Linked DNA regions of Homo sapiens: region 2 is linked to region 1. The links are chromatin contacts, found by Hi-C or POLR2A ChIA-PET in ENCODE. All regions are on one chromosome and are shown on one strand. Each heading gives the region's core, a stretch centred on a gene start or an enhancer-like site at or near the end of the contact. The rest is flanking DNA. Distances are from core to core; before and after follow the strand shown.

Evidence for each region. A loop is a pair of places that touch in the nucleus more often than their neighbours do. ChIA-PET counts read pairs that join two places held with the same protein, here RNA polymerase II (POLR2A). Pooled maps may share reads with other maps.
Region 2: a pooled map shows a loop between it and region 1 (2.4-fold over the local background). The contact joins two enhancer-like sites. A Hi-C loop is called at or near these places in 2 of 37 single-sample maps with no recorded cell type and 9 of 50 pooled maps. POLR2A ChIA-PET finds 5 or more read pairs at or near these places in 2 of 52 experiments (BJ and activated T-cell).

The regions. Positions count from the first base shown.
Region 1 is chr22:25,624,459-25,628,995 of GRCh38, forward strand. The region is part of intron 2 of GRK3 (G protein-coupled receptor kinase 3); the gene reads left to right. Among named protein-coding and RNA genes, the nearest start is that of GRK3-AS1, 61 kb to the left of the region's middle. Within about 2 kb of position 2,318, at least 3 of the 41 ENCODE cell types and tissues checked have a DNase peak (open chromatin) inside an H3K27ac peak, as active enhancers do.
Region 2 is chr22:25,698,551-25,703,087 of GRCh38, forward strand. The region is part of intron 13 of GRK3 (G protein-coupled receptor kinase 3); the gene reads left to right. Among named protein-coding and RNA genes, the nearest start is that of MYO18B, 41 kb to the right of the region's middle. RefSeq lists an enhancer at 4,368-4,467. Within about 2 kb of position 2,626, at least 5 of the 41 ENCODE cell types and tissues checked have a DNase peak (open chromatin) inside an H3K27ac peak, as active enhancers do.

The DNA of each region.
Region 1 (4,537 bases), core at 1,068-3,567:
GAGGCTGAATCAGGAGAATGACGTGAACCCGGGAGGTGGAGCTTGCAGTGAGCCTAGATCACGCCACTGCATTCCAGCCTGGGTGACAGAGTGAGACTCCATCATTAAAAACAAAAACAAAAACAAAAAACCCTGATTTCTGACTATGAATAATCTCTTTTGATGTTCCTGCTCTACTCATTGTCTGTAGCATTCATTTGGCGCTTACTGTGGAAAGTATAGTACTGTGAGGTGCCTCTTTAATGTTTCCCAACTGATCCTTGAGATCAAAGCTCATCTCTGACGCTATTTTCTCTTTGTAATTCTAAAGCTTCTAGTTCAGTATTTTACACATCTGAGGAATTGACTCTTCTTTTTTGGTTAACTTTCTGTTTCCGCACACAATGATTTTAACTGCCATTAGTATCAAACTGTTATTTGCAGCATTTAATATAAAGAGTGTATATTAGATGATGAATCTCTTTTTTTTTTTTTTTGAGACGGAGTCTTGCTCTGTCTCCCAGGCTGGAGTGCAGTGACGTGATCTTGGCTCACTGCAAGCTCTGCCTCCCAGGTTCATGCCATTCTCCTGCCTCGGCCTCCCAAGTAGCTGGGACTACAGGCGCCTGCCACCACGCCTGTCTAATTTTTTGTATTTTTAGTAGAGACGGGGTTTCACCGTGTTAGCTGTGGGCGGCAAGCCACCCAGGCACCGAGGCAAGAGACCGAGGACACGAGCTGTTCCACTATAATAAAATATAAAACAAGAATAGTTATACCAGATATAGATCTTAGAGATGATTATATATGAATATCATTAATCATTAGTTTGTAGCAATTACTCTTTATTCCAATATTATAATAATCCTCGCTCTGCAATCATAACCTAGGAAAAACCAGGCCATACAGAGATAGGAGCTGAGGGGACACAGTGAGAAGTGACCAGCAGACAAGAGTGCGAACTTTCTGTTATGCCCAGACAGGGCCACCAGAAGGGCTCTTTGGTCTAGCGGTGACACCAGCATCTGGGAAGATGCCCGTTGCCAGGCGGACCGTGGTCTAGCGGCAGCGAAAAGTGTCAAGGAACAACACTCGCTACTTAGCAGACCGGGAAAGGGAGTCTCCCTTCCCCCGGGGAAGTTTAGAGAAGACTCTGCTCCTCCACCTTTTGTGGAGGGCCTGACATCAGTCAGGCTCGCCCACAGTTATCCGGAGGCCTAACCGTCTCCCTGTGATGCTGTGCTTCAGTGGTCATGCTCCTAGTCTGCCTTCATGTTTCATCCTGTACACCTGGCTCTGCCTTCTAGATAGCAGTAGTCAATTAGTGAAAGTACTAAAAGTCTCTGATATGCAAAAATAATGGCGTAAGCTGTTTTTCTCTTTGTCTCCTCTCTCTCTCTGCCTCGGCTGCCAGGCAGGGAAGGGCCCCCTGTCCAGTGGACACGTGACCCACGTGACCTTACCTATCATTGGAGATGACTCACACTCTTTACCCTGCCCTTTTTGCTTTGTATCCAATAAATAACAGCACAGCCAGACATCCGGGGCCACTACCGGTCTCCGTGCATTGGTGGTAGTGGTCCCCTGGGCCCAGCTGTCTTTTCTTTTATCTCTTTGTCTTGTGTCTTTATTTCTACACTCTCTCGTCGCCGCACATGGGGAGAGACCCACTGACCCTGTGGGGCTGGTCCCTACATTAGCCAGGATGGTCTTGATCTCCTGACCTTGTGATCTGCCCGCCTCAGCCTCCTAAAGTGCTGGGATTACAGGCGTGAGCCACCGCGCCAGGCCGATGATGATTCTCTTAGTGTGAAGTCTTAGCCCACGCACCTGTCTCCAAGTCGTCTTGCCGTAGGACTTGCAGATGTTTGTGCACTGTTGGGATGGGTGATAGGATGAATATCTGTGGAAATAGAGGGATCCTTTGGGCAGCTGTTTTGAGTAGGGATCAGGGAATAGCAGCTGTGTCCACTGCCCTTCCCTTGTACAGGGAGTGAGAGGGAGTGTTCACTGATCAAGCCAACTTCATTTCCGCAAGAGATATCCCCACTTCCGGGATGCTATTAAGGCACTGGGTGTTACTCCCTTTAAAACATTCAGAGTGAACTCTCACTAGAGGTATTCACAACTTACCAGATGACTTTAAAAAAATACCTCTGTTATTTAATTGACAAATTATTATATTCAGTTGGTTATAAGTTAAAATGAATTGGGGCAAAATAATCACAGAAACCATCTGATTGCTCTAGCAAGTAGTCATTTTATATGCATTAGATTTCACAGTAAATATGAAAAGCAGCTCTAACCACAAGCTGGTCGGGGCGGCATAGCACCAGGCTGCAGGTTTGAAGATCGGTGCACAGTCAGGGCTATCGTCTGCCCCCAGTGGGTTGGCAGTGGCACCCATACCACCTGGTGTTCCACTGTTATGGGTTTAGTCTTTTGAGTCTTGAAGGCTTTTGATAACATCTTCACATTCTAATAGAAATATTCAGTGGGGCAGAGGTAGGCAGGCACTATTAGTGTATAGGTGTTGACACCCAAGTACCTATTTTAGGTAAGGTTAGGGACAGGGAAGAGGATGCAAGGGCCATCTGGGGACAGGTGTCATGGCAGATAAGTGTCATATTGCAGAGTACCTTGGGGAAGGGGAAGGAGGACAGATTCATAATACCTACCTTCAGCCTTGCTCAGGGACTCCCATGTTGGGGAGAAAGAGTTTCTTCTCTAAAATCCTCAGAACTGGGCTCAAGAGCCGAGTTTTTATTTTTTATGAAACAATTGCCCACTTATACTAAAAACTATTCCCCAGCAGGCTTTTTGGCATTTGAAGCTTTCAGCAAGCAGAGGATTATATAACTGATAAATATTAAGTATTGGAATTTCTGAGGCTGGATCCCTTAGCCTGGTGGCTGAAGGCCAACCCTCCCTGAGCCTCCTTGGCGTAATAAAGCATACCTTCCACCTTTTCCCTGTAGGAACTTGCTCTGCCTAAATTGAAGTCACACTCTTTCCTTATCTCAAGCTAAATTTCCTGCCTTTGAGCACTGATTCATTCTTTCTCCTGACTCTATAGCCCGTTAATCTTTCCAAGTCTAGCTTGCACTTAATGTCTTCCTGAAACCATCTGTGACTGTACCACAACCATCTGATCTTCCTTTAAGTAAATTTATCCAACGTTCATTGAGCCAATTAAGTACTAGCCATTGTGCTAGAGATTAGAGAGAAAAATAAACAAAAACAGACCACTTCCCTCTTGTAGCCCACAGCCTAGTCAGGGAGACAAATGAGGAACCAGCTGCTACTTATTGAACTAGGAAGAGATGTGTCCATCCTTAACATCATGCAGGCTGTCTATTTCAAAGGCCACTGTCATGTTTAAGAGGAGGATGCTAGAGGCATTTCTGTCAACGCCAGGAATGACAAGGAGCCAGGAACAGACACACAGATCACTCACATGGATCTGACCAAGTACCTGAGAGGTGGACATACAGAGGATTCCTTAAGCAATAGTATTGACTTGCAAATCCCAATACAGAAAAGCCCTAGAACCTTCTATGCAAAAGCCCCATCATCCAGGGTAAAACTGGGCAAAGGTCCTATTGAGAGACAGACAGGTCATTAAAACGGGGAAACAGATGGAACTTAAACCTAAGAAAAGATTTTCAATGTTATTCAAAAATAAGAGAAACACAAAGGTGCTCTGAAATGTTATTTTGTTATCTTTCAAATTGATAAAAAGCCCAAAGTTAAAGAACACACTTTTGGTATGGCAGTGGGTTTCAAAATGGGCACTCCTATCCATTGCTGGTGGTAGTAAAAATAGATACTACTCCAGCAGAGGCTAGTGTGGCCATGTCTATTGAAATAACAAAGTGTCCATATGACGTTTAACTTACAAGTTTTTCTCTGAGGAAGGTATCCTGCAAGTGTACTGAATACATGATAAAAAGTGGATGTAGAGGGTTATTTATTGCAGCAGTTTTGTAAAAGCAAAATATTTGGCACAACCCAAATATTCATTGGAGAGCAAGTTATGTAAATTATGAGATGGAATGCCATGCGGTTATAAAAGAGAATCAAGTAGCTCCTCCTGACTGGTATAGGAAGATCTCCAAGGCATAGTGTTTTGGAAAAAAGGCTGATGTTGACAGTGTGTATAGAGTACAGTGGAAAATTAGAGTTCATGTTTGCACTTGCTTTTATATTGTATTCGAAGGTAATACAAACACTTGTAACAAGGAAACCCCAGAATGTCAGGGACTGTACACAGGGAATGTTCTTTCTCATTTGGTAACAGTGCTTGTCACAGGTTGTCACAAGCCTGTAACATTTGTAACAGGTTGTTACAGATCAGCATGAGGCTTTTCTCCATGCACTTCCATCTTGTGGCACTGGTGTCCCTTAGGACTTGGGAGTCCCTTGCAGAGAGCTGTCACATCGATTTCTTAACAGCCGTGGCCCAGAGGTGACATACCCCACTTCCCTGAAAAGATGGAAGAAACTAATAACAGCAGGTGCCTTGGGGGTGGTGATGGTGGTACGTGACTGGGCAGGA
Region 2 (4,537 bases), core at 1,376-3,875, 74 kb after region 1:
AATACCAGCTTTCTATGTTTCTTAAGAGGGAAGGAGTGCTGAGGGAGAAGTCTCAGATGGTTGGGTCAGCACTGGGAGGACCTCGGATGCAGTGCTGGGAAGTTTGACCTTTATCCTCCAGGCCCCGAGGCTGAAAGCTTTTCAGCGGAGCAGTGGCAGGGTTGGGTGGCTTTTCAGTAAGATGATTCTGGAAGCAGCCTGGAGCAATGGAGGAACCGAGACAGGAGGCAGGCAGAAGAATGTGAGCAAAAGGCAGTGAGTTTGCGCAGCAGCCCTGGAACCTGACAGGAGCAAATGACATGGCGGCATTGCAGAGTTAGCTTCTGTAACGCTTCAGTGTTTTCGTGGAGTGTGTTTTGTTTTTGTTTTTTTATAGATGGTTGGATATGGAAGGATAGAAGTTAAACATGCTGCAATTTAGATTCAAGATGATTGGGAGAATAACGATGTCATTACTAAAATCAGCGTCTGTAAAATTTCAGTGGTTCACATGAAACTGAAGTGTACGGAGGGCCTTTCAGGAGCAAAACCCTGTGGCGAGGCGGGCAGGAGGTGGGACTGTGTGCAGGAGCCCTCACTGCCTCAGCTGTGAACAAGGGGATAATGCCACCTGTTCTACTTCCTCACAAAGTTGCATGTGGGAGAACCTCAAAAATATGCCTGTCAGCCTCCTGTGCATTTTTCCTGTGTTGTATAGAAGGGAGCCCCTGGCAGCTGTCTTTTCTCAGGCACACGGGGCCTAAGAAATCAACTGAGTGGAGGAGGAGATTGACTAGGCAGGGTCTCTGAGGCACAGGCTTGGGCACAGTCCCCTCTGCATCCTGACACTCCTGGGGCGCCTGTCCTCAACCCTGGGGGACACTGGGCAATGGCTGGAGGCATTCTTGGTCATCATAACTTGGGAAGTGGCTGCTACTGGCATCCCCTAAGTAGAGGCCAAGGATGCTGCTCAACATCCTATGAGGCACAGGACAGCTCCCGCAACACCCCAACAAAGAATCCTTTAGCCCTAAATGTCAACAGTGCCGAGGGTGAGGACCACTGCCCCAGAGCAAATGCCCCTCCCTCCTCCCACAGCTGTGCAGTGAGGTGGAATCAATGGCCACCAAGGAAGGGTCTTTCTATTTTCTTTTCTTTTCTTTTCTTTTCTTTTTTTTTTTTTTTTTGAGACGAAGTCTCGCTCTGTCGCCCAGGCTGGAGTGCAGTGGTGCAATCTCGGCTCACTGCAACCTCTGCCTCACGGATTCACGCCATTCTCCTGCCTCAGCCTTCCAAGTAGCTGGGACTACAGGCGCCCGCCACCACGCCCAGCTAATTTTTTGTATTTTTAGTAGAGACGGGGCATCACTGTGTTAGCCAGGATGGTCCCGATCTCCTGATCCCGTGATCTGCCCGCCTCGGCCTCCCAAAGTGCTGGGATTACAGGCGTGAGCCCCCGCGCCCGGCCGCTCTGTTTTCTGTTTTAATCCTCCTTGCTGTGACCAGCGTGCCCCCTTGCTTCTGCTGAAACACCTTTCTGCACACTTCATTTTGTCTTTATCCCCTACAAGAATACTGCAAGGCACTTGGAGAAGGAGTCTGGATGGGAGAAAGATGTCAAGGCTTCAGAAGGTGTTTTGCATCCCTGGACTCACAGTGATTGACTGAGCCGCTCATATGTGCTATCTTTGAGTGCTGGTCACTACTTCTATTTCAGATGACTTTGTCAGATACTTAAGAGCGTCTGTGTAGGAAGATGCATCCATGTTGCAAATCTGTGGAGCTGCCATCATGATCTTCACCTAGATTTAAGATGTCTGTTAAGGAAATCAATTGATGTGACAGTGGCCTCGATCTTAAGCTTGTCACCGTTGATTGTCTCCCCGTGGAGTTGTCAGACATGAGGGAGAGCCTGGGCAGTGGCCTAGGGAGAACTGAGTGCTGCTGGCGCTATTGAGTTTGTTCCAGGAGGGGAAAAAGGAAAGTTTATAAATATTTTGGCAACTACTGGCTTAGGTTTGAAATGCACATTTAATATAACATGCCATCTTTTGGGTATTTTATTTTATTTTATTTGAGACGGCGTCTCGCTCTATTGCCCAGGCTGGAGTGCAGTAGTGTGATCTTGGCTCACTGCAAGCTCTGCCTCACAGGTTCACACCATTCTCCTGCCTCAGCCTCCCGAGTAGCTGGGACTACAGGCTCCCGCCACCACTCCCGGCTAATTTTTGTATTTTTAGTAGAGACGGGTTTCACCTTGTTAGCCGGGATGGTCTTGATCTCCTGACCTTGTGATCCACCTGCCTCGGCCTCCCAAAGTGTGGGATTACAGGCGTGACCCACCGCGCCCGGCCTCTTTTGGGTATTTTGAAATTAACTTTTGATGTGAGAGTTTTTAATCACATAATTTTTTGAACCCATTGTTTGCCCATGAAAATGATGTAGAGCTAACTTGGGCAGGATGTGTGTTTTCCCATCATTTATAATGTCCTGAACAATTTTCCAACTCATTTAGGGGAAACGTGCAGCTGTTCCATTCTATCTGTAGTTCAGAAAGCTGCACTTGACCACAGGACATGTGAATTCTTTTCCCACAACGCTCCCTGATGCAGCCAGCATGTTGCATGGGAAGAGCTTGGCCGTGCCTTGTAAGCTGTTGACAGGCCTGTTACTGTCTCCTATTTAAAGCGGCTGCATCAGGGAGCAGCTGCGATCACACAGGATCTGTGCACACCACGTGCCTCACTCAGAATGGAGATTATTACTATCATAGGTTTTCTTTAACGTTTTTCAAAATAGAAACCAAGTCTTTGGCTTTGTTCACAAAGAATAATCAAGAATATATTGGAAACAGATGTGCATCAAGATTTCAACTTGAAAGACCAAACTGTCTGAACATGGCAGCATAGACTTGAATAGCTGAAGAGCATTTTCTGATAATTTCTCATTGAGCCGGACATGGAATCGCTATATTTATAAATGGAATTTGTAGCAATGGGGCCCATGTGCTGGAAATGGTTTTGGCACCACTAACTTTAACTCCAAGTCCCCTCGCAAGCCTCCCTGTGGTCTCATGAAAGACTTTTTAAATTTAGCACAGAGCGCTTGTGTCAGAACACAGCAGGCTGCAAGTACATCGGGACCAGATGCAGGAGTGGGGTCCTCTGGCTTTGCACGCAGGAGCCAGGTCCGAGGGATTTGTCAAAACACCAGGAGATCTTCACTTAATCCCTTTTTATACATTAAGGAACATCGTCGGGTGGAAACAGCTAAGTGTCAAGCAGGGAGACTAAGGTTTTCATAAGATTTGATAAACTTTCATTCCTTTTCTCTGCAACCTCAAACATGTTAATATTTCTGTGCATTTTGTATAAAAGAATGATACAAGTATGTTTTTAAAAATTATAAATAACAGATATTGTTTGCTTTTATATCTGCTTTTTAAATGTGGTAATTGTACATTTTTTCCTTGGAAATAAGGCAAAAAGAATATTTCCAATCAAAATCTGTTTTAAAAGTTAACAAATGCTTGCTGGGTGCTAATTTACCTTGTTTTGATCTTTTTTTTTTTTCCCAAATTAATGCTTTTAAGAGATGGCAATTAGTTTGTGTTTCACTGCATGATATGGAAGGAAATAAAGGACTAGAGTGCCCTCTCTTGTACAAAAAGAAAATTAAAGTGTTTCAGACAATAAATGGCCTGAAATGTAATAATCTCAAAAGATAGTTCAATGTATAACCTAATTAATTCAGTAGGATGACCAGCTCAGTAGCAGTAAGTAGCAGTGCAAGATAAGTGGCATTTTAATTCTTTTTTAGAATCTCTGATTTATGTGTTCAACATTCTAATCCATTTTATGGAGTTAATATTAAAATATTTTGCATAATATCCTGCCTGCCTCAGATTATGTCATATATGCCTTATAAATAAATTTATAAGATGACTACTTTGTAGGCACATCTTGTTATAAGAAAAGTCAATCATATGTGTCCCTTTAATTTTCAAAATGAAAAATAAACCATGGTAATTTAGTTTGCATATTTAATAGTGTCTTTTAATGATAAGATTTCCTTTGAAAGCCAGCTTCTCCAAAGTTTTTAAAACATGAGAGTGAGAATAATCTGTTTTACATAGTTCACCAAGTAGACATTCATTTCATAAAGTAAGAGTTATCTTTATTAATTTCACCAGTGGTTACTGTATTAGGTACCTACCGTGTACTGCCATTGTCTTGGCTACTTGCATAGATGTCACTTTAGTTTTTCCCTTCACTGCTTCTGTGAAGTATGCGGCTTGATCCCCGCTTTACAGATGAAGAATTGATACTGAAGGTTTCTATGTGGCTGACAGTCACTAAACCAACAAGTCACAACTTGAACCCAGCTTTTCTGACTCTGGAGTCGGGTTCTGCACAGGGAAAACAGGAAGCGCTCAGAGCTGTGGAGAATCTGCTGGTGCACGGTTAGTTTCTGTTTTCATCAAAGGGATGTATTACTTAAAATGACTGGTTTCTAGGGGTGAATCATTTCATCTCCTTCATGTTTTGGTTCAACTGCT